2 separate regions of the Homo sapiens genome follow, and region 2 is linked to region 1. A link is a contact called in ENCODE Hi-C or POLR2A ChIA-PET data. All regions are on one chromosome and are shown on one strand. Each heading gives the region's core, a stretch centred on a gene start or an enhancer-like site at or near the end of the contact. The rest is flanking DNA. Distances are from core to core; before and after follow the strand shown. Region 1 overlaps LOC101929507 (a long non-coding RNA gene). Region 2 overlaps LOC101929507 (a long non-coding RNA gene).

Region 1 (6,198 bases), core at 2,197-4,696:
ATTCTTAAAACATGACATTTCTGAAATCCCTGAGTTCATGGAACCATTGCCTTTCAACACATATTTTTAAAATCTCTAGAACCATCAAATAACTTCTAGTGATTTCTGTGAGGTCATGTTAAGGTTAGCATAGAAAAAGGACCACCCACATAGCCAAACCGGCATGTCTCTTTTCAATTTTCATTGTCAAAAGGACAAAGGAACTGTTTTAATGAAGTGTTTTTCAGTTGTCTTTTGTTTCACATTTTACACAGGAAAAAGGAAAATGTTTCTTCAGTTCAGGGCATCTGAATCATATTTCCAAGGGGACAGGCATTTTCAGGACAGTAAGTACTAAATTATAAATAACTTTCAATAAATTAAACTGTAGTCTGGCTTTTTTTTTCTTCCTTGGAAACATTTAGCCTTCAGAAGACTTAATTGTTCTTCAAGATAAAATGACAGTTGCTTCTAAAGTATATAAGGCAACTGGGCATATGTCAGTTATAAAGCAGTGACGAGATAATGTGGCACAACATACTTCAGCGAGAAACTCCACTGAACCAATGAATGCAAATGTATTCTAGCTTTCTGACTCGTGTCAACTGATCCAACTTGCAAAACTGGATAAGCTCTCTATTAGTGGTTTGAAGACCATAACAATCTTTGTTATAATTCAATGCCATCTTCTCACATGTACAGTGAAAGGAACAAATAAGGCAGTTATCCTGATGATCAGGGGCCAGAAAATAAACTGTATCTCAATTGTGTAGATATTTTCGGTGAACATGTTTAGGCTTTGTATTCATTAGTTAAATTTTTTCTATTTACTTTTCATCACAGATATGGTCCAGAGTTCCACAGAAAGAAGTAAAATGAATGCAACAGTCTGTACTTTCATAGTTATACAGAGTCTAATGAATGGAGTTAGATGATATTTATAAAAAAACAAAACTCTGATTTGCCCATCTTTCTCAATTCTACAGGAAAGTGATTTTAAGAGACAGTTTTCTCAAGAGTTGATGATTTCCCATATAATCCTGCATTCGAAAAAAATAATAGGACCAAAGAGGGCAGTAATTGAGACAAAGAATTAAATCACTTATCTGAAGATTTCTGGAATCAAAGAGGGAAATATTTTTGGACTAGGGCCTTTCTCTTACTCTTAAAATCCTCTCAAATAGCGGCCCCTCCATAAAATTGGTCATGATTAGATGCTTCTAGGAGTAGAGAAGAGAAGAGAAAAACGAATTTGTTCTCCTCTTCTACAACACAACCAAAACTTACCTCTGTGTTATTATTTCATAATATGCTCCCAATCAGTTTTTCCCAACTCTGTCATAATTCCCCTTTCATGCCTATAACTCAACTCAACTTATTATAATAAGAGAGGAATCTTTATATATATATATATACTCAAATTTAAAAATGCTTTTAGATATAGGCTTAGCTGCTTACTTACAAAAAAGAGTAGGAAGCATGAAGTAGCAGCATACAAAATCAAAGAGGTGGTCAACTGGGAAACACACACCAAAATAGAAGAAATATAGCAAAGCCAGCCGCTCCAGCATTTCAGCAAGACCCCACTCCCTGTATCCTGGGTTATAACTCTTCCTGAGTATTGCTGGCCTTTCTTATAAGGGTGATTGGAACAAGGAACCTAGCTGTATTCATCTTCTTACCTCTACAGCAGCATTTAAGTTCCAAGACTAGAAACTTAATATTTGATGAATGAATGAACAAAGGAGTGAATAGAATGGCAAATAACATGAAAGAAGATAGCAGGAGAGTTAGAACAGGAGAGGACAAGACGACGACAAAAGTTTCCGTTGTTTCCACCAAGAGCAACACAACTTTGCCTGAGAGCCTGAGCAAGTTTTCTTCACACCTGGCCATCATACAGTGTTTTTACAGACAAAAGATCAGCACTGCTTCCCTCTGTTTTCTTCCCCTGCTTCCCTCCCTTTCTTTTCAAACTAGGAAAGTTTGTATAAGTATGTTACTGCACAGACCACTGGGCAAATGGCCAACTGTCCTCTGGGGAAAAGCCAAACCTGATTCTCATTTTAAAGCGATACTGACTTTTATGGCCCGAGATTACTGTAATCAGAGAATATACATTGAGCTTGAACTCTCTCAGACATGTCCAAATCTTTACACTATAGAAGGTAGATCTTTCCAGTCTGAAATTTTTAAGTCAATATAATCATATGAACCCTGTTGTCAATATATGAAAAATAAAGAGATGTTCACCACGGGACCTTCATCTGCAAAGTCTTCTCTGACTTCCCTCAACTAGATTATAATCCTTCCTTCTTCTTAAGTCCAGTAGCACTTTAACTACATTCTCTTATAGCTTGCCACTTTCTACTTGGTGTTGTTATGCGGATGCATGTCTAATCAACTCAACTAGAGTCATGCTACTTGAGGGCAATAGCCCCTGCAAAAGCTTGAGAGTGCTTTATTCTTGTCTATAGAAGGCCCTCATAATTTTTGTTTATTTATATATAAGTAAATCTATTCTGATTGTAGTTCAGTTAAACCATTGATCAAAAGAACCCCTACCAATATCTTATATCCTAACATGTTTTGAGTTAACCATAATAGTTAACTCTCCTCGAGGGCTCATTTTATGCCCAGTGATACACTAAGTGCTTCTTTATTTCCATTTTTCCATGTTAACCCTCACTGGAACTCTCTTAGGTAGTCTTATCCCCTTTACAATTGAGGCAGCTGAAGTTTAAAGAATGAATTAACTTGCCCAAGCTCACCCTACTAGGGAATTGGCAAAACTGGGATTGAACCCAGGACGTTTGTTTCCAAATTCCACATTCACGGCTATTGTATAATCCTACTTCCTCGTCAGCTGAGTAAGGCCTTCCGGTCCTTATTCCAAAAATCATTTCTTAGAAGAAAACTAGGCTCAACAGGCAGCCAGATGCAGCTGTCAGAAAAAGCAAGATACTTCCTCACAAAAAGAAACACATTCTTCCAGGGCTTTAAATGCTGCCTCGCACCAGAAGTCCCAGTACCCTTGAAGGGAGGGTGACAGTAAGTCAGGCTTAAACCCAGGGTGACCTGGAAGCCCAGATAAACTGCAAGCTCCTGTGATACCCGAAAGGCTATTGTGTTGGCAATTTATCATCTAGGAAGCCGAGTTTTTGTTTTTGCACAGGAAATGCACTTCAAAGCTCCTGCTCTAACTGAAATACATCTTTCATAACTTAATTTACCCAGATTTATTTTTCATGAGCCATGTACTTTTTTTCAGAGAGATTTTTTTTTAACATTTCCTTATATGTAATTTTCTTAAATATTCAAGGCCTTGAGCTATTGTGTAGAAAAAAATTATGCTTAAGAGAGGTTAGAGTCTACATTTAGGCTCACAGTTAACATCGAAACACAACAGGTATGAATTATTACCCAATCTTTCAGGCTCTAACGTGTCTTCTTGCTTAATTGGAGCAATAAGTCCTAGGATTCACTGGGGATTTTTTCCTGATTGACGTCACCCGTCATTCTTGAAGCAAGATACTTACAAAGAGATCCTCAAAACAATGGAATATTTATTCATGTGCACTAACATATCCCCAGGTGTCAGGAAATCTGCAGCCCTGGGAATGAATCTTCTTTGTCCCAAAAAATGCCCTGTGGGCTGTGTTACTTTCTTGCTTTTTATTCAAAGCTTCGAATGAATGAAATGTTGGTGAAATTTTGAGGAGGTTCAGATTTGTTTTGGTACAGTGGGATGTGGCTTTTTTTTTTTTCTTTTTGCCTTTGCTCTCTCTTCCAGGGAATACCTGAGACTCTCTGGCCTTATCAGTGTCAAAAATTACTTTCTTAAAAAATCTTTTTTGGACTCAAGCCAGAGTTGCCTTTTAAGCATTTGAGGGGTGAGAGGTTTTGTTCCCTGTTAAAGGCCTTTTGAGCACTGCTGAGCACGTGGAGTAAGACTTTGGGGTTTGGGATTCCTTGGTAGAATCTCCAAAAGAACATTACCCAGGAAGCAACACAGTCACCCTGGGCATGAGACAAGAACAGGAACAGCACAGACATCATCAAAAAAAATTCTTTTTGCATAATAAATTGAATAATAAGATAATTTTGAATATTTACTATGTGTCAGTCACTGTTCCAGGGCCTTAGTTGTGTTACCATGTTCAATCCCAGTAATAACGCTCTGAGAGGAGGACTCTTCTTACTCTCATTTTACAGATGATTTAAGTAATCACCCAAGGTTACACAAGTAGCAACTGCTGGAGCGAGGATTACAAAACAAAAGTAGAGGAGATGCCATGTTAGAAGTATTATCTGTTTGATCCCTTTCATTCACTGTTAAATTGACTCACGGAAGGAGGAAGGAAATACATGAAGTGTAACATGAAGCTTTCTCAGTTACTTATCCACCATTTTGTCTTCTCTTTAAAATGTAAAAATAGACTCTCTTGCCTGCTCCCTCACCAAGCCCCACTTAAGTCTAGAATGTCTTGGGTAAGTTTTATTGAGGTGATTTACATTTTGTTTTTAGGAAGACCAGAAATTGTCCACTGCCAAGACATAATGAGAGGTTGTATTTGCCTAGAATCTTCCTTGATGAGGTGCAAAGGTAATTGTCAGATAGCACTAACTGGCTCTTTGATATCAGTTTAGGAAGTGCTGCACAATGTTGTTCCATTCCTTTTGCTGTGGAGGATGATGAAAAGTTGAGATCTAGAAGGGTACTTTTTGGAAGATTGGCCAACTACTTGCTCACTTTTTTCAAAAACAAATAATCCATTAGCAAGCACAGTAGTCCCCCTTATCCACGATTTCAACTACCTGTGTTCAACTGCAGTCCAAAAATAGGTGAGTACAGCGCAATATTTTCAGAGAGACCATATTCATATAACCTTTATTAAAGTATATTGTTATATTTATTATTATTGTTGTGAATCTCTTACTGTGCCTAATGTGTAAATTAAACTTCATCATAGGTATGTATATAGGAAAAACACATAGTATATAGTCAGGTATTATGTACAATTTCAGACGTCTACTGGGGGTCTTGGAACACATCCCCTGCTGATAAGGGGGTACTACTGTATACTTGGAATCCTTGTAAGTCCAAAGTCCAGTGCTAGGCTTTAGGAGGGAAAGAGGAAAAAAATCGAAAAAGACAGAAAGGAAGAAAGGAGGGCAGGGGGAGAGAAGGAGAGGAGAGGAGGAGAGAAAGAGAAAGAGAGAAAGAAAGAGTAAGAGAGAGAGAAAGACATAGAGAAAGAGAGAAAGAGGGAGAGAGAGAAAGAGAGGGAGAGAGAAAAAGAGAGAAGAGAGAAAAAGAGAAAGAAAGAGTAAGAGAGAGAAAGACATAGAGAAAGAGAGAAAGAGGGAGAGAGAGAGAGAAAAAAAGAGAAGGAGAGAAAGAGAGAGAGAGAGAAAGAGAGAAAAAGAAAAATAGACAAAGAGAGAGAGAAAGAAAAGAAGGAAAGGAAAGGAAAAAGAAAAAGGAAAAAGGGAAATGGAAAAGGAAAAGGGCAGAGTGGAGAGAAGGGAGCAGAGAAAAGAAAAACTCTTTAGAAACATCCACAAGAATCTGAAATACCTTTTCAGCTCATTACTGCTCCCCCCTCATTGAAAGTAATTCCAAAGAAATCCTTCATTAGGCCTATAAATTCCCTTGTGATTGGATACATTTTGCATATTTGTTTGGCCTGTTATCAATGAATATAGATAGAAAACAGAAGACAACAGATGCAGTCAGCATTTAATCTTTAAAAATCACTTTATGTTCTCCAGAACCTTGTGCATTTGTTAAATAATCCCAGGCTGCCTTGAAAATCCTGTTTAGTAAACTTTTATAAAGTCTTTCAATATGTTTCTTAGTCATCTTGTTAACATACAATGGCTCTTGCCTTTGGTGGGCATTTTCAGAATTGACCCAAATTGTATCTCAGGGAATTCATCTGAGGAGTAAAGGACAAGTTATCTCCTATACAAGGAGAAAGAATGCAATTAGAAAATCAAAAATTATCTTGTGTTCTTTGGCCTTGTGTCAAAAAGTATTTTTAAATTTATATTCCCTTTCTGGAAAATTTTAAAGTTCAGTTTTTAAATAATACTTTTATCTGTCAAAGGAGGTCTAAAAAATGAGACTGAGAGACTTCATATAGATCATCCAGTAGCATAAAACTTGGATTTTATCAAGAGGGATTTTACCAATATGTTCATATTTTCCCAAGA
Region 2 (6,198 bases), core at 1,994-4,493, 37 kb before region 1:
TCAGAAATCTCATAGGGGAAGATCCCGAAATCCGTTTTGTTTTGTTTGTGTCCCAGATGACTACAAGGCCAAGTTGGCAAATTGCTACATGGATATTTTGTTGTGTTCTTAACCCTTCTCATGTGATAGTGACTAAACCTTTTTATCTGTTTCTCACAGCAATATTCCCTCCAGACTAGCTTGTTCGCAATTTGGAACAGAAGGGAAGGATTGCAGGGATGTCAAAGGTCTATTGCATCACTTTGTTATTGAATGTACCCATGAAACTGCACGTCTCCTTTGCCTTACATTCTATTTGCCATAGGCCAGAAGTAAAGGTCTTCATCTAGTATGACTACATTTTATTTTTCTTTGTCCAGCGTCATCCAGTGCCACTCTTTTCCCTTTTATCCATAACGTTCCTTTGCACACGAATGAATATATATTCTGTATTCCAACCACAGCGATCGCCCTGCCTTCATTCTACCATAACGCATGGTATCATGTCTCCTTGTCTTTCCACATACTGCAACAATAAATAGATTACTATTCCTTGTGCTGCATCTTTCTAAAAAGTCCAGAATAATATGTGGGATAGATTAGGTGAAGGAGCTTCAATGTACATGGACCCCGTTTTCTGTTTGTTATATCCCCTCAACCCACACACACAGATCTCCAGCTTTGTTCATTCGGTTCTAATATGACACTCCCCAAAAATGTCCGCCTCTTTATCACAGTCACCTGGAGTTACAGCCGTTAAGAAAAACATGCTTGAAATCAATGTTTCTTATGAGAGACTAACGCTAATAAAACTGTACAACAACCAATTTTATTCTCTCCCCAGCCTTGCAACTGCTGGGGAAATTAAGACATTATAGTTATTAGTCTGATCTCGAAACTCCGTTATAAATAAAATGTGACAGCAGATTTAATTGTTGAGAATCAGATCCTTAGTTCCTTAGAACAATACTCTACCAGGAAATTTGCTGGAAAAACTAAGTGCTTTTATGGCAAATAGATCTGTCCTGCCTCCTTCTCATTGCAAACAGAGTCGAGTATGCATGTAACCTATTGTCAGCCCCTCACCCACTCACCAGGCAAAATTCCAGGGACATGAAGTCAAAGTTGTCATCCTATGATACACAACTGAATTACACTTTCCTTTGCCACACATAAAAGGGGGCAAAGGTGGAAAATAGGCTGGGCTTAGAAATAAAAAAGGACACTGTCATTTTGTAGGGAATTTGAGTTAAAATAGGGTCAAAATGAAATGACACTTTCAACGACCAATTCAGAGTCAATGAAAATACCAGATAGTGTTTGCAAAGCCACGGCCTCTTGAAAAGCATTCTAAGGAAATTGCTTAAAGTGTCTATATGTGCATAATTGTTTATTCTCAGAACTATGGGCCAGTTCTCTCTGAGCACATACTCAAATCACAGCACACAGTAACATATAGGCCTGGGGGCAGTCAAAAACAAAACATGCAGTTCTCTTTGTAGGTCAAATTCCAAAGCTAAGAACTTTGGGAATATGTCTAAATGTTCCCCCCCTTGAGAATAGAGGCCTTAGGAGGACATGGTCATATAACCTAGGGGTCATTTACAGAAATACCCCAGGACCCTGTAGGAGTTAAAAAGACCACCTAAGAGAGCCTTGAAGATGAAGTTTCCCATAAATGGGGGATTAATGAATTTGGAAGACAATGAAGTGCAAAGAGATGAGTCAACCTTTGAGCCATAACTTGAATAAAGGGGTAAACAATTATTAGGAAGTGAGCTCCAGATTGTTTGTCCACTTGGGTTCACCATCTCTGGTGCAGATGTGGCCCCTTCCCTAATGTGATTACTAACAGGTAATCCAGCACCAGGCAAGTGTGAGTTTCTGACAATTTGCAGAATTCTTACCAAGCAGGAACTAGAAATCACATGGGAATTTGAGTGAGACCTGGCTATTGAGGACCTAAATAAATCCTTATGGAATCAAATCAATAATATATATATGCGTATCTAAATTTTCATATTAATAATTAATTTGCCTATATTTGCAAATTGTATAACATAAGAAGCTATAAAATGTATATAAAAATTAGTGTTTATAACATTTGTAACACTGTCCCATTTAATCCTCACTTCCATGTAGTTCCATTTTACAGATGGGAAAGTTGAGGCCCAGGAAAGGTTAAAAGGAATGATCTGAGATCCCGTAGCTGAGACCTGAGATTCCAAATAAGTTTTTAATCTCAAAATCAAAGTGGTTTTTTTAATCAAGGAAGAAAAATTCTATTTGAACCAATTCTAAGTTTTTCCATGCTTTTTATTACTTATACCTTCACCTCACATCTTTTCACATGAAAATAATTTAACTATTTAAATAATTTAAGTATTTAGGGCTAAGGGAGACCATCCACATTCCCAAATATCACACTACTAACACTGTGTTAGAGCCATCTGCAAAAAAATGGCCAATGTTATGAACTGAGTCTTCATCTTTTACTGAATGTCAAGTGTTAAATTCCGTGAGAAGCGGCATCTTACAGAATGCACAGCATTTTCAGCATTTCCCCATTATGGATTCCAAGTCTCTGCATTAATGCAAACATAGGGTCTGATATCCTTTAATATTAAATCCCCACTCTAGCCATCTCTAACAGAAAGTGGCCTTTGGGTGCCTGCCTGAAATAAATGGGGCTGGACAGGCACATTGGTCTTTTCTGGCACCCCAGAAACCAGAGATATTCCTCCCACAGTGATTTTGTGTGCAGCACTGAGTGCATGAATCTTGGATGTTGTTTCAAAAGGAACCATGAGCCATTTATTCTTAGCCTGAAATTGGCAGGCTTTACATTTTGGAGAATTTTTAATAGGACTAGCAGAGGAACCAACATTAGGGATTATTTTCTCAGTGTGGGGTTAGATGTGTAATGCATATGTTTGCCCTGAGGACCCCAAGCCACATACTGTAAAACTCTGTTAAAATGCCTTTCTCTGCAACTATTAACATTTTCCTGTGCACATTGTTCATTTATAATAGTCCCAGCCAAAAGTTTAGAAAGCTATGTTCCCCCATAGACCATTATTTTTATGCTAATTAATTAGCAAAACCAATATCTCAGCTATGAGATTCCAAGCTCTAGCTACTCAGTTTGGCTGAAATCTGTTTTTCTAATTATTGACTACTTTCTGCTACTTTAAGTCCGCCACCTAAGTTCTTGGACAGAGCTAGCTTCTGGGAGCAGGGGATGTCTCCAATGGCAACACAGTTCCACACTGAGTGGTGGAGTGGGAGGGAGGGATTGCAGCTGTTGGAGTCACTGTGGATTTGGGAGGAAGTAAGAGGAAGAAAGAGAGGAGATTTGTAGGACAGACTTAAAAAGGAAAAGACTAAGATCTTTTGACAAAATTTCAGTGAGGTGCAATTCTCTAAAGTTGCTAATACACTTCAACACTCTTAAAGGGAACATAGTATTAAAAACATATACAACAAGGAGATAATGAGTTAGACTCATCTGGAAAATAATTCTGTGTATATATTCTTGTGTTCTTAGGCTCTTGATTCTTTGATTTTATTTCTGAATTCCTGGAGCTGACTATATTTTTATTTCCAATTTGACAGGAATTTAGGCAGATTGTTTTCTCATTATTTCCCATATTTACAATTTACATTGCCTGTCTGATTGCTTACATTTGGGCATACAGATATACAGATATGAATATACACACATATAAATAGATACAAATAGATATAATCTCTCATGGATTTTCTATCTGATTATGATGGTTTTTATAAGGGTAAGAGGGAACAGAGCAGCTACTAATACTCTGAGCATAAACCATGCCTCATGGGCTATGTGTTCCATCTCATTCTAACTTTATAACAACCAAAGAAGAAAGAGTGATTATCCCTAGGTAACAGATGAGAATAATGAAGACTAGAGAGGTTACATATGTGACTAAGGTCCTAGTATGTGGTAGAGATAAGACTTGAATACAGATTTGTCTAGAAGAACACTGAGGCTCTTTCTCCTAAAACATGTTTCTTGGAAAAAGACTTGCACAACACGTGTATGCCTGCAGTTTGTTCTTAAAAGGAAAGTTCTCCTTTTAATTCCTTATTATGAACATTTACTTTTAACTCCTAAGACCACTCTCTGAGTGTGTACAAATGTATCATTGTCATAAGACATTTTTACACCTGTCAAATGGGAAAGGTCATTTCTTAAGAGCAGCCAGCTGTAAGTCAGGGGTTTTAAAATTAAAGAAGGAATTATGGGGCGTGACAGGCAATAAAGAAGGGGATTGTGTGGGAGAAACAAAACAGTTTGAAAAAGAAGAATCAGAGACCAAAGTTATATTTGGGGGATAGGAGGCAGGGTTGGTGTTTGGTGGTTTGTTTCTTTTTTTGCTAAGGGCAATTTTTCTCAGGAATCTATCCCACCCTTCAATATTTGGTGCCTTTCTAGGCACACATTAAGATCAGCGATTCCCTAAGTTCACAATATAGCGCTACAGCAACTAATTCTCCAATAATCTGATAATTTACTCTGTTAGTAATAATAACCAGCAAGGACTAAAGAGCTTAACTCCTTATTTTCCTCACTTCCAGATGATTTCCTTAGCTTTCAATAGAACCTTGAATGCTTTTGTCAGGAAAAATAATTCAACTGGCACCCCTTGAGGAATCGTGGAGGAAATTTTGCCATCATTTGCATTTTGAGTATTTCCCGAATTTTAATTATCCGTGATTGAACCACTAGTATGATTTCACCATCTTATATTACAGGTTTAGTATGATATACTATTTTTTATATTGACCCCTACTTTTACTGATATAGTTTTGGTTCTATTTGTTTTTTAGATGATAGCTGAGTGGTTTATTGAATTGTCTCAGCTTGGAGGAGTAAAAACATGTTATTGTTTTATTTTTCTCGAATCATTGCCCCTGGTACTATGTCAAATCTCTCTAACCCCTGAAAAAAGTATTGAATCCCGTCTTGGGCAGATTTCAAAAATCTCTCAGGGGCTTTTGGTTATTAAAGTTGCAATTGTCCATTTTCAGTTTTTAGTTATGAGCCAGTATAAAATTTCTTTCTCTACTCCATTGAAACATATATATTCAACCACTGCAGCCCAGGTTACTGGCATCAGACTTGAAGAAGGAGAGGGCAAAATTGACTCTTACTCTTTTCCCTAATCCTTGACCTTGGAATGCAGGCTATCTTATCTGTTCCATCCTCCTCTCTACATTTTTAAGGCCCCATTCTGTAGACATCCTCTTGGAGTTAACAGTCTCTGTTCTCTGGTAGCTGTGAGTCTTTTTGTGCGGGCACCAAGCAACTCTAGGCTCAATCTCTTCCAAATATCTCCAGTTCTGTTCCCCATCAAAACACCATATGACGCCTGTAATCCCAGCACTTTGGGAGGCCGAGGCAGGCGGATCACGAGGTCAGGAGATCAAGACCATCCTGGCTAACACAGTGAAACCCCGTCTCTACTAAAAAATACAAAAAATTAGCCAGGCGTGGTGGCGGGTGCCTGTAGTCCCAGTTACTCAGGAGGCTGAGGGGGAGAATGGCGTGAACCTGGCAGGCGGAGGTTGCAGTGAGCCGAGATCGCGCCACTGCACTCCAGCCTAGGCAACAGAGCGAGACTCCATCTCAAAAAACAGAAACAAAAACAAAAACAAAAACAAAAAAAACATATGACATCCTTTATTTTAACACTTCAGTGGTTTTTAGTATATTCACTCTATTGTATAGTCATCACCACTATATGTTTTAAAAGAAAGTTTTATATCACAACTACAAACATTTTTTTAAAACGCATCATTTGCCCTAATTAGAAGGTAATAGAAGAAAATTACAATGAAAACAAAACTGTGTTATTCATTCTTTGTTACTAAATAGTGCTGCCCATTGAAGTCTTTGGGCTTGAGATATATTCTTATTGCTAAGGAGAGATGTCATTGAGGGCTACATTGATATTGAGCAAGTGAGATTTTCTCCATTCTTATGAATCATCAAAAAGATTAAAGGTGAAAAAATGTTTTTCAAACGTGATTTCATAATTGAATTACTCAATGTCAAGTCCACTTAAAAATCACCAAAGACATGTGTTGTACACTTGAGGAAAACATTGTGTTGGGTATTTCCTGCTGTGTTTAGAGATGGCCCTCCTTTTTCCAGGATCCCTATGCTTTCCTCATTTTCCTTAGCCCTTT

The links. Hi-C counts contacts between places; a loop is a spot of excess contacts on that map. ChIA-PET counts read pairs that join two places held with the same protein, here RNA polymerase II (POLR2A). Pooled maps may share reads with other maps.
Region 2: a loop to region 1 is called in a map of heart left ventricle, with 2.8 times the contacts of the local background. The contact joins two enhancer-like sites. A Hi-C loop is called at or near these places in 4 of 168 maps with a recorded cell type or tissue (ascending aorta, heart left ventricle, mammary epithelial cell and 1 more) and 2 of 50 pooled maps. POLR2A ChIA-PET finds 5 or more read pairs at or near these places in 2 of 52 experiments (MCF 10A and activated CD4-positive, alpha-beta memory T cell).

Annotation. Positions count from the first base shown.
Region 1 is chr9:13,897,150-13,903,347 of GRCh38, forward strand. The region is part of intron 6 of LOC101929507 (a long non-coding RNA gene); the gene reads right to left. Among named protein-coding and RNA genes, the nearest start is that of LINC00583, 28 kb to the right of the region's middle. Within about 2 kb of position 3,447, at least 5 of the 41 ENCODE cell types and tissues checked have a DNase peak (open chromatin) inside an H3K27ac peak, as active enhancers do.
Region 2 is chr9:13,860,053-13,866,250 of GRCh38, forward strand. All of the region lies in intron 7 of LOC101929507 (a long non-coding RNA gene), which reads right to left. Among named protein-coding and RNA genes, the nearest start is that of LINC00583, 65 kb to the right of the region's middle. Within about 2 kb of position 3,244, at least 6 of the 41 ENCODE cell types and tissues checked have a DNase peak (open chromatin) inside an H3K27ac peak, as active enhancers do.